Regions from separate parts of the Homo sapiens genome. Here region 2 is linked to region 1. Evidence: chromatin loops called from intact Hi-C (ENCODE). Cell type or tissue: psoas muscle. All regions are shown on one strand.

Evidence for each region. A loop is a pair of places that touch in the nucleus more often than their neighbours do. Peaks named below come from ENCODE experiments on the same cell type or tissue, not always from the same donor. Only the 100,000 strongest peaks of a DNase experiment are listed, where the experiment ranks them.
Region 2: it touches region 1 in a loop (2.3-fold over the local background); 4 of 110 quality-filtered maps call a loop at or near these places.

Annotation. Positions count from the first base shown.
Region 1 is chr17:81,094,540-81,102,539 of GRCh38, forward strand. BAIAP2 (BAR/IMD domain containing adaptor protein 2) reads left to right here. Exons shown (of 14, transcript NM_001144888.2): 7 at 5,389-5,541. Among named protein-coding and RNA genes, the nearest start is that of MIR657, 27 kb to the right of the region's middle. RefSeq lists enhancers at 290-584, 1,202-2,091, 2,092-2,981, 7,162-7,679, 7,680-8,000. In psoas muscle, CTCF peaks have their summits at 3,031 (motif pointing left) and 7,356 (motif pointing left); DNase peaks (open chromatin) are centred at 722, 942, 2,982, 7,382 and 1 weaker place; H3K4me3 peaks cover 773 bases; H3K27ac peaks cover 580 bases; H3K27me3 peaks cover 122 bases.
Region 2 is chr17:80,876,743-80,884,742 of GRCh38, forward strand. RPTOR (regulatory associated protein of MTOR complex 1) reads left to right here. Exons shown (of 34, transcript NM_020761.3): 14 at 3,673-3,747; 15 at 6,677-6,742; 16 at 7,039-7,230. Among named protein-coding and RNA genes, the nearest start is that of CHMP6, 110 kb to the right of the region's middle. RefSeq lists enhancers at 583-632, 1,850-2,449. In psoas muscle, no CTCF peak of the experiment used is centred here; a DNase peak (open chromatin) is centred at 3,749.

The DNA.
Region 1 (8,000 bases):
GGGCCAGAGGGTGCGGCTTACCCTCTGCTCAGCCCAGCCCGGGTCTTGCTCAGAGCACGTGTGTTCAGCGTGAGATTTAAGGGTCCTCCCATCTCCTTTTAACCACCTGCCATGCTGCCCTCCCTCCTCTGCCTGGGTACCGTGCCCATCAGCCTGGGAGGCCTGGTCAGTGGGTTTTAGAGCAGCCACTGGCTGCAGCCTGCAGGTGGCCAGTGACCATGTGCTACTTGGGGCACCTGATTCTCACCCCACACACCACAGCTGACCGGTCCGCAGCCGCATCCTTTCGAGTAAGTGTTACCCATGGTGACAGCTGAAGGCCAAGAATTACGTTCTCATTCATATGCTGCAGGGGACCTGGGGGGTTAAAGAACGTGGGAAAGCTGCAGCAGCCGTGGCGGATGAGGTAAACCAAAGCCGCCTTGGTTTTTTCTGGAATGCCCCTCCCCCACTCTGAGTCACCGCATGCTGCGGAGAGGAGAGATGTGTTCTGATCACTTTTGTCTTCTCTGATCACGGGGCTGTTCAGCCCAGGGTGACTAAGTGGGAGCATTCTGTGGGTCTTAAATGCTTTCAGCTGGGTGTTTCCATAGTGCTGTCGCCATGGCACCCAGCTAAGCACGCAGCCGGTGGCTCAGCGGCGGGCGGGGACTGGAGGGGGCCAGCCACTGGGACTGCCTGCCCATGGGGCAGGCTCAGGGCCGTTGTAAATGGCCGGGCTGCCAGGTAGGAGGTACAGACCAGGCCGTGCTCTGTCCCCTGCACTTTCCACACAGCTCGGACGTGCCCCGTATAGGTCATCCCCGTCCAACAGCAGGTCACAGTTGGCCGGGCCCTGCAGTGCTGGCCGCCACCTCCTCTCCTCCCCGTCCCCGCACCGGCCCCTTGTGTGGTGAAGCTCCTGCCTGGCCTAGATTTCCAGGATCTGCCCTGTACAGTCGTGGCCTCTCTGTATGAGGAGTCAGTGTCCTGGAACAGCAGGTGAGGAGAGGCAGCTGTCATTCCTAGACAGAGTGGCAGCCGCATGTCATGCGCTGACTCAGGCTCTGCCATAGCCAGATGCTCATGTGGGGGCTCCAAGGCAGGAGGTGTCAGCTCCCCCCGTCCTTCGGGGGCTGGCCATCCCTGCCTTGCTGCTCTGGGAACATCTCTCCTCCCTGTCCCCAGGATCTGGAGGGGCCCCGCCAGAGCACCGTGCAGCCGTACTTTCTGTCTCTCCCCCGACTTCCCCTGGGTTTCTCTTGTGACCTGTGTGCCACTCCCAGCCATTTACGGGGCTCCTTTGAGTAAGTGGAAGACTTAAAAATAAAACACCAACTCTCTTCCCGGCCAGGGAGGCTGCCGTACCCTGCTAATGAGGCCAGTACCCCTCGCTGTACTCTCCCCTGGGGAACTGAGCATGAGCGTGAGAAAGTACCGTAGCCTAAAAACCCAGAAACCGCCTGTAGGGTGGGCAACCGGAGCAGCTCCAGGGGCCTTAGTTTGGAAGGTGCCGTTCTCAGGGTGAGGAGACCCAGGGGGCCCTGCAGCCTAGTTTACACTGCTGTCCTGGGGTGACCACTCCAAGCAGCACCTTCTCTTCCCCCGAGTCCTATTCAGACAGCAACCAGTGTGGAGGCCGTGGCTCTGGGCAGCCCCCTGGGCCTGCCTTTTCTCAGTGCCTCAGTTTCTTTTGCCAGGCGTTGGATCTCCTGCTGAGTGCTCTCTGGCCCTGAGCTCTCTGCCCACCATGCTTTCCGGGCCGGCCACCGCTGGAAAAGTCCCCAGGGAGGGCACAGAATCCTCATGATGGGGTGCGTTGGGGGTTTCTCCATGGAACCTCACACACATTCCTGAGGCTGCCCCACTTAAGGGATTCTGGGCACCGAATAGCTCCCTCCAAAGCAGGCACCCCCATCACAGGCCACTCAGAGCCTGGAGGCGCACCCCAGCATCCCTGGCAGTTCCCTGCGGGAGGAGCGGGGCAGGACCCTGCAGGCGGCCTTGGAACAGGCCTGGGTGTTGGTCTGAGTGGTGTTGCAGGGGCATGGGTGGGTGCTCATCTCCAGGCCCCTCCTTGTGCACAAGCCCACTTGTTTCTCGGAGCACACCCTCCCCACCCAGTCCCTTTGATCCTGAAGGTCAGGAAAGGAGTCCAGCAGCCAGGCTGAGGCTGGAGCACAGCGGGCTCAGGTGTCCTCCTCCATGGCTGCAGTATGTGGCGTCCTGGCCACGGCCATCATGCCCTCCCCAGGCCCCAGGGTACCCCTGAATCTGGCTGTCGCACTCTACCCCTTCCTGGAGAAGGAGCCTCAGAGGTCACTGGAGGTTCTTGGGAGCAGGAGCAGGAAGCCCTGGTAGGTGCATGTTGCATAACCAGAGGAAAAGTACTTCGCGCTCCAGCTGTGGAGGAGGAGGAGGTGGAGGAGAAAGTAGAGGAGGAGAAGAAGGAGAAAGGAGAGGAGGAGGAGGAGGAGGCAGCGGCAGTGGGGGTGGCGGCAGAGGCCTCAGCATGGAGCAGAGCTTGCTGGAAAGTCTGCTTAAGGTTGCCTTGCAGGGCCTCTCACCTGTGATCAAACTTCTCACTTCCTAAATGCCATCTCAGGTCCCCTTTAGGTGACCCTGTGGCCAGGCCCTACAGCGCCTCTGGAGGGTCAAGGCCTACTGGGGATAGGAGTAGCAAGCCCGTTGTTTTGAGGGGCAGGTGGGGTTTAGTGTGGGAAAGCAGGGTGGGCTGCAAGGGCAGGGGAGCGCCGGGCTCCGTGTTGGGGGATGTGGCTGGGCAGGCTCTGGCCTTGGGGACAGCATGGTCTGCTCACACTGGCCAGCAGGCAGAGCCAGTGCCCGGTGGTAGTGCTGGGACCGACCCACACCCTGCCAGGCTGGTTCTCACCCCTGTAGTGGAGGCTTGCGGGGGTAGGCAGCCAGGGAACAGGCTGCTCCGCTCCCCTCCCCGCCGCCCACCCGGCCCGGCACTGCCCACCCACGCTGAGTCAGAGCTGTAGGCGGGGCGGCCGCGAGGCTGAGTCAGGCAGGGGAGGCCGCCCCCTTGCGGAGGCCGCATCTTCTTAAGAGCCGATTCTGAACTGACCACTCCTTGACGGGCAATCCCGGTGGACGGGGGGTCTGAGTCCTGCTGTGGAGGGTCTGCCTGAGGCCGGTAGGGGCTCAGCCCAAGGTAGGTAGGCACAGGAGGAGAGGCGAGACAGAGGAGAGCTGGAAAGACCTTCCTGGCAGAGGAGAAGCTGGCTCCCTGCTGAAGCAGCTAGCCTCCTGCGGCCTCCCAGGAGGGGCCTGGGTGTGTCCCTGGGGACAGGGTCTGTGCCTCGGGTGCTCCTCCCTTGCCCTCACCAGCCACCCACAGCCTCATCAGCGTTTTGGGATGGAAAGTTTCCAGCCTACAAAACCGGAGAGCCCTTGACATCCAGGGTCCCAGTCGAGCCCTCCCACTGTCGGGCTGGGGTTCTGGAATCGGGAACCCCGGGTGCCGGGTGTCAGCTGTGCCATAGGGCTGTGGTGTCACGCGCTACCCCAGACCTCAGGCACATGATCCCCAGGCCAGCTGGGGTCATGGAGGGGCCAGCGGGGGGTGGGGAGGCATGCTCCTCCCAGAGGGACAGAGGCAGAGAGCCCTGGGGTTTGGAACTGTCACTTCCACCTACAGCCCTGTTGGTCAGGTGAGTCATACAACAAGCCCTGCACCCATGGGCAGGCTGGGAGGCGCCTCTGCCCAGGATGGGAGCACAGTCCGGGGCCTGGGAGGCAGCGGCCGCCCTCAGCTTCTTCGCCACTCTCTCCCCCAAACTCCCCCTCTCCAGTTTCCTCCCGAGGCTCACGTTGGAGAGGCCTGGGCTCAGCTACAGTTTCTTGGTCTGGCTTTGCTTGCACTACTTCTTTTAAAGTTTTTTTTTTTTAAATTGTGATAAAATACACGTAACTAATACAGTTGACCACGGTAACCATCTTTAAGTGCACAGTTCAGCGGCATTAGCGCATTCATGGGGTTGTGCGATCACCACCACCATCCATCTCCAGAACTTTCCATCTTCCCAAACTAAAGCTCTTAGTACCCTCCGTCCTGGTGTGTTCAGAATCGGTAGCTGGATCTGGAAGCTCTGTCAGGTTGAGACTCAGTTTTCCTTTTGGGGAAATCATTTTGGCTGGAGCAGCTTCTGTCGTCTTTGCTGGAACCCTTTCTGGGCCGACTGTGTGTCCACCAAGAAGCACAGAGTGGCCAAGACGTGACAGCCGCCATGGTCAGAGCCAGGGCCACAGACGCAAGGGCTGCCGAGCGGCTGACCGCCGGGTCAGGGTGGGGACCGCCTGCTGGCTGCCCTGGTTCTAGGGTCTGGCTTGACTACCTGTCTTTCCTGTGCCCAAGAGCACCTGCCAGGGCTGAGGGTTTTCCAAAGCTTCCGCGTTTGTCTGGGACACATTCTCCCCGTCCCCCCATCCCCCCATCCCCCCATCCCCCCATCCCCCCATCCCACGGGGACACCCGGGTGGGCACTCAGGCAGCTCCAAGGTGGAAGGGCAGCAATCAGGCCTACTTCTCATTCCTGGTTCCGTGCTGGCCCCTCACCTGGGCACACCCTGTTCCGAAAGGCGTGACCTGTGGATCTGATCTTGCTGTCCCCGTGGACGCTGGTCTTGCTTTCTGGGCTCCCAGTCTCCGCTCGGTGACCTCTTGTCTGATCCTCCCCACGAACTTCCTTCTCACGTTCTCCCTTGGTGCACGCTTATCCGGAAACCAGGCAGCCAGGTGTCTTAGCGTCCCGCTCCCCGTCATTCAGAGCCGGAGCCGGGTGGGAGAGGAGATGAGGTGCGCCCGGAGTCCCCTCTGCAGCAGAGGGCTTCCCTGGGGTCCTTGGCCACTGTCCTGGGCTCCAGCTCTCCTGCCTTTCGTGCTGGGGCTGAGATGGCTGAGATGGCTGAGATGGAGGGGCCCTGGAGGCAGAGGCACAGGTGAGAGTGCTCCAGGCAACAGGGGGAAGGACCAAGAAGCTGTCCTGGGGCCCATGGAGCTGGGGCGCATCCACACCCAGGCTTCTGTGCCTTGGCCACAGGGAGGTGCACGCGACCCCACCCCACAGCAGGAGCCCTGAGATGAGGCTGGCCCCCTGCCAGAGCCTCCTGCTGGAGGCAGGACCCTCCACTCACCCAGAGTGGTCCCGGGGCAGGGAAGCCTTCTGGGGATGTGGCCATCGGGCATCTCCTGAGTGGTCCCGGGGTAGCTGAAGCCTCCTGGGGGCGTGGTTGTCTCCTGAGTGGCCGCAGATGCTGTTTTGTTTCCAGCTGCTCTGCATGAATGAGACGTGTCCTTTGACTGAGTCCGTGGGGCTGCCCCAAACCGGTCCTGACAGGCGTCCTTCCATCGCTGGCTGAGCCTTTCTCCCTTTCCCTCCACAGTACATCGACGCCATCAGCAACAAGCAGGGCGAGCTGGAGAATTACGTGTCCGACGGCTACAAGACCGCACTGACAGAGGAGCGCAGGCGCTTCTGCTTCCTGGTGGAGAAGCAGTGCGCCGTGGCCAAGAACTCCGCGGCCTACCACTCCAAGGTGAGGCGGCTGGGGGCTGCGCTGTGCCGGCGCTGGGCCTTGCTGGCAGAAATGACCCAGGCCCCTGCCCCAGCCCCAGCCCCGTGAACACACCGGGGCAGTGTCCAGGCTCGAACTCTCGTTTATTTCGGGTTTTCTTGGGGGTGAAGTTCTGGGAGAATTACCAGGTCACAGGGTGCAGGCATTTTGAAGACTCACATTAGAAATTGCCACCTGCAACCAGGGAGAGTCTGATGGGCTTTCAAGGCCTTCTAGAACATTCTTCTAGAATGTTCTTGGCTCTTCTGCCACAGCCATGTCCTGGGCAGGTGCAGGCTGACGCCAGGCAGGGGACGGTCATGCTCCGTGCTGGGTGCCGGAGTCCCGGTGGGACACCTGGTGGGTGGCCTCTGTGTCCTCACTTGCTCTTCCTGTGGCCCCTCTATCCACAGTCCTGGGGTACAGCCTCTGGGCTCATGGCTCTGCTCACCCGAGGCACTGAGGACCCCCAGCCCCAAGCCTGGGTCCCCAGCCACCCAAGACCACTGTGCCACTGGGCCCCTAGGCCACCCAAGACAACCATGACACTGGCCCCAGGTCCAGCAGCTGCCATAGCTCGGCTGTCGTACGTGGACCTGCCACCCCTCACCCAACCCAAACCTGCCCTATCTCTTTGCTTCCTGGGTAGCCAGGGGCCCTGCCTGGCTCTCAGGTGGCCTCCCCAGTCCCTCCCTCACTGCTCCAGAGTGGCCTCCCTGGGACTCAAACCTGGTCACAGGGTCCTCCCCTGGCTCCCAGGCTCTTGGTGACCTGTGCCTCTACCACCTCTGCCTGCACCCCTGAGCCACTGTGGTCCCAGGTGGGGCCTTGGGTGGTGGCCACATGCTGCTGCCCTCGTGACCTCTGAGAGACCCCTCTGCCCGTCATCTGTTGAGGGCCCCTCCTTGGGCCGGTAGACTCTTGGCCCTGTGTTTCCCGCTAGGCGTCCCCCGGCACAGTCCTGCGGCCCTGTGTCTCCCGCTAGGTGTCCCCCGGCACAGTCCTGCGGCCCTGTGTCTCCCGCTAGGCGTCCCCCAGCACAGTCCTGCAGCCCTGTGTTTCCGGCATCCCCAGCCTTGTCGTTCCTTGTGGGGGAATCCCGCCCTGGGATCCGCCATGTCCCAGGACCAAGCCTGGCCCTGCTGAACCAGGAGCGAGTTCCTCAGGGACGGGCTGCAGCAGCCCCCTCCATGGATATCCTGAGCCCCGATGTGAGCAAGGGGATCCCCTCCTAGGAGGCTGACTTAGCCCCCAGAGCAGGCAAGGCCCAGAGGCCAGACTCCCCACCGGGAACAGGCAGGGCCAGCAGGCCCCTGTTCACCCATAGTCCATGGGTAGGAGTTGGGATGGGATCACATGTGTCCCCTGGAACATTCTGGAACATTTCAAGAGTTTCGAAGATGTAGTTCCGGAGCCAAGCCCACCAGGGAGGCCCTGGTCATGTCTTTCTAAAATAAAGGGTTGCAGGGATCCACGGGCTATACCTTGACACTTGTTCCCCCCACCCACCACACTCTCATGTACGTGCGCGTGCGTGCACACACACACACACGCACGTGATACAGAACCAGTGCTCCAGTCCCCACAGCCTGGGGACAGCCAGGAGACAAGTGCTCTTCCCTCCCTGGAGAGGCCCCTCCTGCCGGCCTGGGCCTGCTGGGCACTGTGGGCAGGTGCAGGCAAGGACAGCAGCAGCACCTTTGACCCCTGGAGGCAGCCTCGCTGCTGAAGGACTCAGCGGTGACAGGCTGTGCTGCCACAGCTGCCAGGCAGGGAGCGCTGTGGAGCGCAGGCCTCCCGCCTGCTAGACCCAGGACAGTGGCGGGCGTCTGCGCCCTCTGGCGGGGGCCAGGCCCCATGACGGGGCCAGGGAGTGAGAGCGGGGCTGTCAGTGGCTGGGGTGCTGCCTGCAGGGATGGAGGGCGGGGAAGCCAGGCTGCTTGCCGCAGGTCTCCCAGGAGGGGTTGCGGGATGTGCCTGCGGTGGCAGCAGCTGACCTCCTGGGCTCGTGGGCCCCCGGGCGTGTGTGGAAGAGGCCTGTGTCCCACAGACCCACTTAGAGACGAGCCTCTGGGCTGGGGGCCAGGGTGTGAGGGCAGCCTCCCAGGGCAGTTCGTAGTAGCTCCCTGGTGCTTGGGTTTGGGCCTGCCTCGGGGCTCTCAGGGTGCGGGGGTGACGCTGGCTCGTGGCCGCTGTGTCAGGGCCGTGCCGCTGCGAGGTCGGTGTCCCTCGGCCGTCTGCCCTAGTGCTGGTCCCTGCTGGCCTCTCCGCGCCACCCAAGACTCACTCCTCTACCACTGATCTCAGCCAGGGCTCGGCAGACGTTCTGAAGGGCCACAAAGTTTGTGCTTTTGGCTCTGTGGGCCGTGCCGTCTCCAGCTCTGTTACTGCAATGTGAGGGCAGCCATGAATGAATGATTCACAAATCGATGCACAGCTGT
Region 2 (8,000 bases), 220 kb before region 1:
CCCGTGCCACGCAGGGTGTGTGTGTCGCCTGCCGGGTCTTCCACCGAGCCCGTGCCACACAGGGTGTGTGTGTCGCCTGCCGGGTCTTCCACCGAGCCCGTGCCACACAGGGTGTGTGTGTCGCCTGCTGGGTTTTCCACCGAGCCTGTGCCATGCAGGGTGTGTGTGTCGCCTGCCGGGTCTTCCCACCGAGCCCGTGCCACTCAGGGTGTGTGTGTCGCCTGCCGGGTCTTCCACCGAGCCCGTGCCATGCAGGGTGTGTGTGTCGCCTGCTGGGTCTTCCCACCGAGCCCGTGCCGCCCAGGATGTGTGTGTGTCGCCTGCTGGGTCTTCCCACTGAGCCCGTGCCACGCAGGGAGTGTGTGTTGCCTGCTGGCTGCCGTTCTGCGCGTGTGTGGTTTCAAGTCTTGTTTCCTCTTCTGTTTAACGAGGCCCTTGGTCTAAGTGTGCTTGTAATTTGGGCGAGTGAGCAGCAGCCGAGAGAGTCCACCCCAGTCCCCCTAGCCAGCGAAGTGGGAGCTCCCAGGTTCCTGCCTGCGGGGAGGGTGGGGGCGGTTTGAGTTAGTGAAAATGTGTGTATTAAACAGATATGTAAATGACCCCTGCCGAGCGCTGAAAATGAAGGTATGAAAAGGCATCATCATCCGTGGTTCCCACCTGGCATAATGACCGTATCAGAACAGACATCTGGTAGTATACACCACATAGTTGCCAGACTCCGATACCAAGGGCACATCTAAGTTCTCCCACCCTGATTTGCATGCCTCAAATTCAGAATTAGTGAGATTTGAGTCAGTGATGCTTCATTACACTCTCGTGAGACATGTTTGAGGAGCTTCACCGTGAATGTGTGGGCTTCGATTTGACTTGTGGAACCTGTGGTTAAAACAAAGGAAGGTGCCTTCATTCTCAGAACCCAGTGCTTTTTCTGTTGCCCTGGCCCTCTGGGCTGAGTCTTTACGTGGACGGCGGTCGATGCATCTCAGTTTATTTGTCAAAACCTTCAGCTAAAGCCAGTTGTTGCTTGAAAACTGCCTGCTTAATTGGCCTCCTCAGCTCGGGGGAGCAGCTTGCAATCTGAGGCCGGCGCCTGGCTCCCTGACCACCCGCTCCCCATCGTGCTCAGCTCTCATTCCAGCAGCCCAGCCCATAACCCGCCTCATCAGTGTATTGATGTGAGGCAGAAACACCTCATTGTAAGAGCACCCCTGAGAAATGGCGGGGTTAGGGGCTTCTGGGCTGCATAACCAGCAGATTCCCTCTGCAAAACTGCTCCTGCCTCAGTGGGAAAGGGCCAGCTGTGCAGGGCTGCACTGGAGAGCCGTTCTCTTCTTGATCCTCAGGCATCCAGTTCTTAAAATTCCGGCCCTCTGTCCTTGCATGGCCTTCGTCCTCTGGAAAGGAGCATGCTGGGAGCTGGCAGAACGCACGCCTCACTCTGTCGATGCAGTGTCTGTCACTGCTCAGTTTCTAGGTATTGATCCTAGAAACCCATGCTCTGTGGGTCCCTCTCCAAGAAACACAGCATCCATGATTTGTACATCGCACTGCAGTTTCAGACTGCTTTCACATGCGTGGTTTCATCTCTGACTCCACGACCTGAGCACAGATTTTTTTTTTTTGAGACGTAGTCTTGCTCTGTCGCCCAGGCTGGAATGCAGTGGTGCGATCTCAGCTCACTACAGCCTCCGCCTCCCAGGTTCCAGCGATTCTCCTGCCTCAGCCTCCCGAGTAGCTGGGACTACAGGCACGCACCACCACACCCTGCTAATTTTTGTATTTTTTAGTAGAGACAGGATTTCACCATATTGGCCAGGCTGGTCTCGAACTCCTGACCTTGTGACCCGCCTGTCTCAGCCTCCCAAAGTGCTGGGATTATAGGCATGAGCCACCACGCCCAGCTGAGCACAGATTTTTAAAACTTTACCTGGGTCCCTGACTAGTAAGAGGGAGAACCTGGACTTGAAACTTAGTTTTGTTTCAAATCTTGCCCCTTTTCCTCGGGTTTTGGGCAAATACTTCCCGAAGTATTATCGTTACCCCTGAATATCCAAGGCAGGATCATTTTATTCCCTTCCAGAGCCAGCACTTGCAGAAGTGTCCCCAAGTTAGGCAGCCTGGTGTGGCTTCCGGTAACACTGCCAGCCTCAGAGCCGGCCTGTTTCCTCCAGGACGCCCACAGGACCCTCGGAAGCCCCTTCCTCTAGGGGCCCGTCCCTCCTCCTTCCCCAGGCCCCGTCCCCCGCCTTGCCCTCTGAAAGTGGTCTTCAGCACCACCCGATAAGCGGTGACTTCTCATCTTAGAAGCCTGGCTTGGGTCAGGTTCTGCGTTTCGGCTGTGCGCGCCCCGGAGCAGCCCTGCTTGTGTCTCATCATCGATGCCTCAGCTGCAGTGTGCCCCACTGTAACCCCTCCGGGATGAAAACGCAACCCACCTCTTCAGTGGGCAGCCCTCCACTTGGATCCTCGCATCCCTGGCATCATCTCCGTCCTCTGTCCTTGCTGACCCAGCTCCAACCCAGCCTGTCTGACCCGTAGCCCACCTGCCATGTCCTTCCCGGCTGCAGCTCCTGCTGGGCTCTGCAGCCCCTCCTGCCCAACGCCACCTGCCCCCGCCTGCCCTGCTCCTGCTTGCCCTTCCCCTGCCCCTGCCCCCGCCTGCCCTGCCCCCACCTGCCCTGCCCCTTTCTCCTCCCACTCCCACATCCCGGGCCTGGACCTGCCATTTCCTAGCAGCAGGAGTCTTTTCCCTCGATCCCACCCTTCCCCTTCTTCCCTCACTGCCCTGGACAGTTCTGTCTGCTCATCAGCGTAAAGAGGTCTCCAAAAAGTACAAGACCCTCCCTCTCCCCGCTTTCCAAGCACCCTATGGTGCCTCTCGCTGCTCCTTCAGGAACTGTGAGCAGGGCACAAATACCTAGTGCTCAGCACCCAGTAGGCCCTCACGACTGTGCCGAGCCATGGCCGTGTGGCTGTGATTGTGCTGACAGCACACAGTAGGTCCTCACGACTGAGGCGAGTCATGGCCACGTGACTGTGAATGTGTAGACAGGCACAGAATGGCCTGAAGCGTGGGAAGGTCGCCTGCCTGGCAGCAGCTTTAGCACCAGGAAACCTCCCACCTTGGGGCTGCCCCTGAGGGTGAACAAGTGGGGCCAGTGGGAAGCACCTGCTCAAGTGGGACTGTGCACACAAATCACTGGGAATTACTGCCTCACACACGATTGGTTTTCAGCATTTTGTAAGTCCAAGCAAACCCCCAAGAAAAGCTTGAGCGGGACCGGGTCTGCACCAACAGGCTGGTTCTGAGTGAGTGCTGGATGGATGTGCTCCAGTGTGGAGGGCAGAGGGAGGGAGCGGGACCCCTGGAGAGGAGCGGGGTGCAGGCAGGGGCTGCAGGGCACTCCCCAGCAGGTGCCCGGACGTTGTGAAAGAAAACGTCTGGGAGCTGCTTTCCTCTGGGCGTTCGTGGGATCCCTCCCCTTCTTAGCCAAGGAAAGCATGTCTGCAGGCACCGGCTGCAGCTGTTTTTCAAATGAAAACTGGGCTTGAAAGGAGGAAATAATTGAGGTATAAGAAGTCCCTGCCCTTATTCGTTCACGCACCATGAGAAGCTTGTGGCATCTGCGGGACACTGCACTCACTGCCTCTCCTCTGTCTCTTTCTGTCCAGTCGTGCCAAGCGGACCTCGTGAAGGACAACGGCCACAAGTACTTCCTGTCGGTCCTGGCGGACCCCTACATGCCAGTAAGGACGGGGCAGCACGCTCTCCACGGGCTTGGGACTCAGCACTCGCCTCTGCCCACACGCTGCACTGCGGTGGGGCCTTTTGACGGGGGCTACAGGAGAAAGGTCAAGGGTCACAGCAGGGGCCACGTCCACGGGGTCAGCAACTGCTTCACGTTAGACATGGCCCTTTGCTTACTACCATGAGCGCAGCTGTTATTTCGTGTCTGTCTCTAAACAAGAGCTCAGTTAACCCGGACACATGGGTGGTTTTAGTTTATTTTAGTCTCTTTTCACTGGGACTTCTTTGCAAAATAGTCAAATCCACTCTCCCTGCTGTCCGCCGCGTTAGACTAGTGAGCGCCGCACGTCTGTAATATGAGAGTTCAGGCGCCTGGGAAGGTCTTGGAGCACAAGAAGATATCGAAGCACCCCATTTCAGGAAGGAAGGGAGAGAGGAAAGGAAGGAAAGAAGGTTGTTTGAAAGTTTAAATTTTCAGTATACTTTATTGTATTAAATTGTTTGAAAATTAGTAATCCATGAATAGGGTGTATAGTTATTCTATAAATGTTTCATAATGTTTTAATTTCTAACTCCCAGCTTAGTAATGAGAACAAAATAGATATATCCTAAATAATTCTTTAACATAACTTAATATTGCCAGAATATTTAAACATATTAGCTAGTTTACACAGTGTTCGGTGGCTTTGCTGTATAAAGGAACTTTTGTATGTAATTTCACCCCCTAGTTGGTTTTCTAAGCTAAAGGATTTTTTAAAACACAAAACAAACAGGACTATTTTCCAAAAGGTAAACAGTATGTGCACTTTGTGTTGTATTGAAACATCACAGGCAGTTAAAGTTGATACTTTGTATCAGTTTTGGAAACCATCACTTCCCATTCTTAAGAATAAGGAAGAAAGCAAATCCCACATGAAGAAGTGAGGAAGAATGCTCACTGGCGACTTGGGCGCGAGGGTGAGCTAAGCTCACATGAACGGCCCCACCTCAGCCACGAGCCTGCGGAAGTTTTGAGGACACAGCCAGGTTTGAAAGAATGAAAAGGAGGCTGGGTATGGTGGCTCACACCTGTAATCCCAGCGCTTTGGGAGGCCAAGGCTGACAGACTGCTTGAGCTCGGGAGTTCGAGACCAGCCTGGGCGACATGGTGAAACCCCGTTTCTACCAAAAATACAAAAAAATTTGTCTGGCGTTGTGGCACACGCCTGTGGTCTCAGCTACTCAGGAGGCTGCAGTGGGAGGATCGCCTGAGCCCGGGGAAGTCAAGGCTGCAATGAGCTGTGACTGTACAACTGCACTCCAGCCTGAGCAACAGAGTGAGACCCCGTCTCCACTCAATAAATAAATAATATAAATATTCTTAAATGACTGACTAGAAAGAATTTGCTATGATTCTGTCAAACCATCAACCATTGTTTTGTTTCTTCAGTGCTTTGTGCCTGTTATGAGAAAACATTCAGTGCTTCCTACTCATCCTCAGAAACGATTGATTTTTCTAAACTCATAAGCAGATCTGAAAAAACAAATTGAAGCTGTGAAAAAGAAAAGACATGCACTGTTATTGAAAACTCTGGAGATGAATTAAATCACAGAACAGACAGCCAAGAAGAGAATTCATGAAGGAGCCACCTGGAGCGCCGTCCATGAAGCTAAGCGAGAAGATATGAAAGCCGGGCTAAGAGCCGGGCTGGGAACGTTCACCATGTAGCCAGCATGGTTCAGAATGAGAGGAGAATAAGTAGAGAAGCAGTTTTTGATTAGATAGTGGCTGAGAATTTTCCAGATTTGAAGAAAGGAGAGTTCCGATTTTAAAAGCAGGATGAATCCTGAGAAGGTTAAAGAGAAACAAATTCGTACATAGACGCATCATAATGAAAACAGCAAATATCGAAGGCATAAAGACAAACCTTAAAAGTCCCCAGAACAAACGTTATTAGCAAAGGAGGAGACAGCACCGGCCCCAACAGCAGACCTCTCATCAGCAGCGGCTCTCGGCCGGGGACAGGGGAGCCCTCGGCGTGCGAGGAAAGCGACCACGGTCGGGTCACCTGCACCCAGCTCAGTCACCACTCAGGAATGGGGGTGTAGTAAGCAGCGTTCAGACACCAACAGTTTACTCCTTCCGAACCCCACAGACCATGGCTAGAAAGACCACATGTCAGCGAGGAGGAAACGGAACCAGGAGGGGAAAGCAAGATGCAGGACACGGCAAAAAGCCAAGAAGTTGGCACACGTGTTGGCACATCTATAGATTTGTAAAAATGAAGAATACTCATGGCGAATTGGAGGGTTAAACAAGAGGAGGACTCAGGTACCCTGGGAGCCCTGCAATAATCCAAGGAGCCCTGCAATAATCCAAGAGGCGCGTAGGACACTAGACCGCGCGACGTGTGTGTAAAAAACTAAGGCACCGCTAAAAAGTTACAAATAGACTCTGGTTTCCAGGTCAGCGGAGGCACAGAGGAAAGGACAGAATGAAAATGAGTCACAGTAGAGCAGAAAGGAGAAACCAGTGAAACCTAGAGCGCTGCCTCCATGCCTTTTGCTGCCAAAGCCCCTGATTGCAGGACCGTGTGCTCACAGAGTGCTGGGCAGGCTGGGGAGGTGAGGTCCGGGTGCTTCATACCGACAGCCACGGCTGGCCTGTGACAGAGGAGGCATCCACCAGGTCTGTGCCCGTCTTGCAGTGTTAGGGCTTCCAAGGAGCAGTCTGTTCACTCCGGGAGGCGAGCCTGGAGCTCTAAGGCCTTTGAAAACAGCTGTTCTTTTTTGTAGAGTCCACGTAAAATCCAGGAGTAAAGCTGGCTCTCGTTACTTTAATTATGCGCCACGCGTGTCATGAAGATTCCGAAAGGATCACGCTGTTGTACTTTGGGAATGAGAGTTTCCACTGAGGGGAGACGACCAGGACTGGTTTTTGTTTTCCAGGCTGAACACCGGACCATGACGGCTTTCATTCTCGCCGTGATCGTCAACAGCTATCACACGGGGCAGGTGAGCCCCCCAGCCACCCCCAGCCCCAGAGCTCACCCTTGGCATTGCAGAGGAGCTGGGCCCACTGTGAAACGTGGTGCCACATGGGGGACAGGGGGTGTCCAGCAGAGGCTCTGACCCTTCATCTAGCCAGCCATTTGCAGGCTGAATATGAATCAGAGGAATCTAAAATGGGGAAAATTGAGCAAATCAAGGCTTCCCAAGAATGGGTGGCCACCGTTGTCCCGTGCAGGTACCCACCACGTGCCTGCCATTGGCAGGCAGAGGCCAACCTGTCTGTGGTCCCGCCTCTGCAGGAAGCCTGCCTTCAGGGAAACCTCATTGCCATCTGCCTGGAGCAGCTCAACGACCCGCACCCCTTGCTGCGCCAGTGGGTGGCCATCTGCCTCGGCAGGATCTGGCAGAACTTCGACTCGGCGAGGTGGTGCGGCGTGAGGGACAGCGCTCATGAGAAGCTCTACAGCCTCCTCTCCGACCCCATTCCCGAGGTGAGTCAGGCGGGGGCTCAGAGTCCAGTCCTCCTGGCTGCCGACTGCGGGGGTAAGGCAGAGGTCTGCTCGCGTGCGGGTGTGGCCGGCCACGTGTCCAGGAACTTCAGGGGCTGCACGCTAATAAGAGTAGGACAGTGGGACCTTGGTGAGAAGAGAACCACACCACTGGGGATTTTGCACCCAGGCCCAGAGTGCGCTCCCGGGGACAGTGGCACAGCTGCAAGCGGGGGTCCCAGAGGGAACCTCAGAGGCAGGGGTCACGTGCTCGCTGTCCGGGTGCCGCTCTGCGTCCTCACTGTGGCCTGCAAGGCAGGGACCACTAGATCTCCACTTTACGGGCAAGGAGTCAGGCCAGTGGCTCGTGCCTGGTGCAGCTGGGAAAGGTGCGGGGCACTGCCCACAGAGTGGCCGCGGGCTGGAACTCTGGGAGTTTCATGCACCATTGCCTTCACTCTTCCCACCGGCCTGTGCAGTGCACAGGGTGTTGCTCATTTTTAGAGCTGAGGAAGCAGACTCAGGGACAGTGACTTCTCCCCAGGACCACATGGTGTCAGAGGCAAGGGCTAAGCCAGGGTCCCCGGACCCCAGGGCCAGCACAGTGTCGCTCCCCTGGCTGAGCCCTGTGTGCTCAGTGCACTTCAGGGCCCCCATGCCCCTCTGCGTCCAGGAGTGCCTGCGCCCTCCCCTCTTTCCACCCTCCCACGCTCTGTGGCCCATCCCAGCCCCCTCGTCTAACTCCTGCCTCGTTCATCAGCACATTCCCTGGT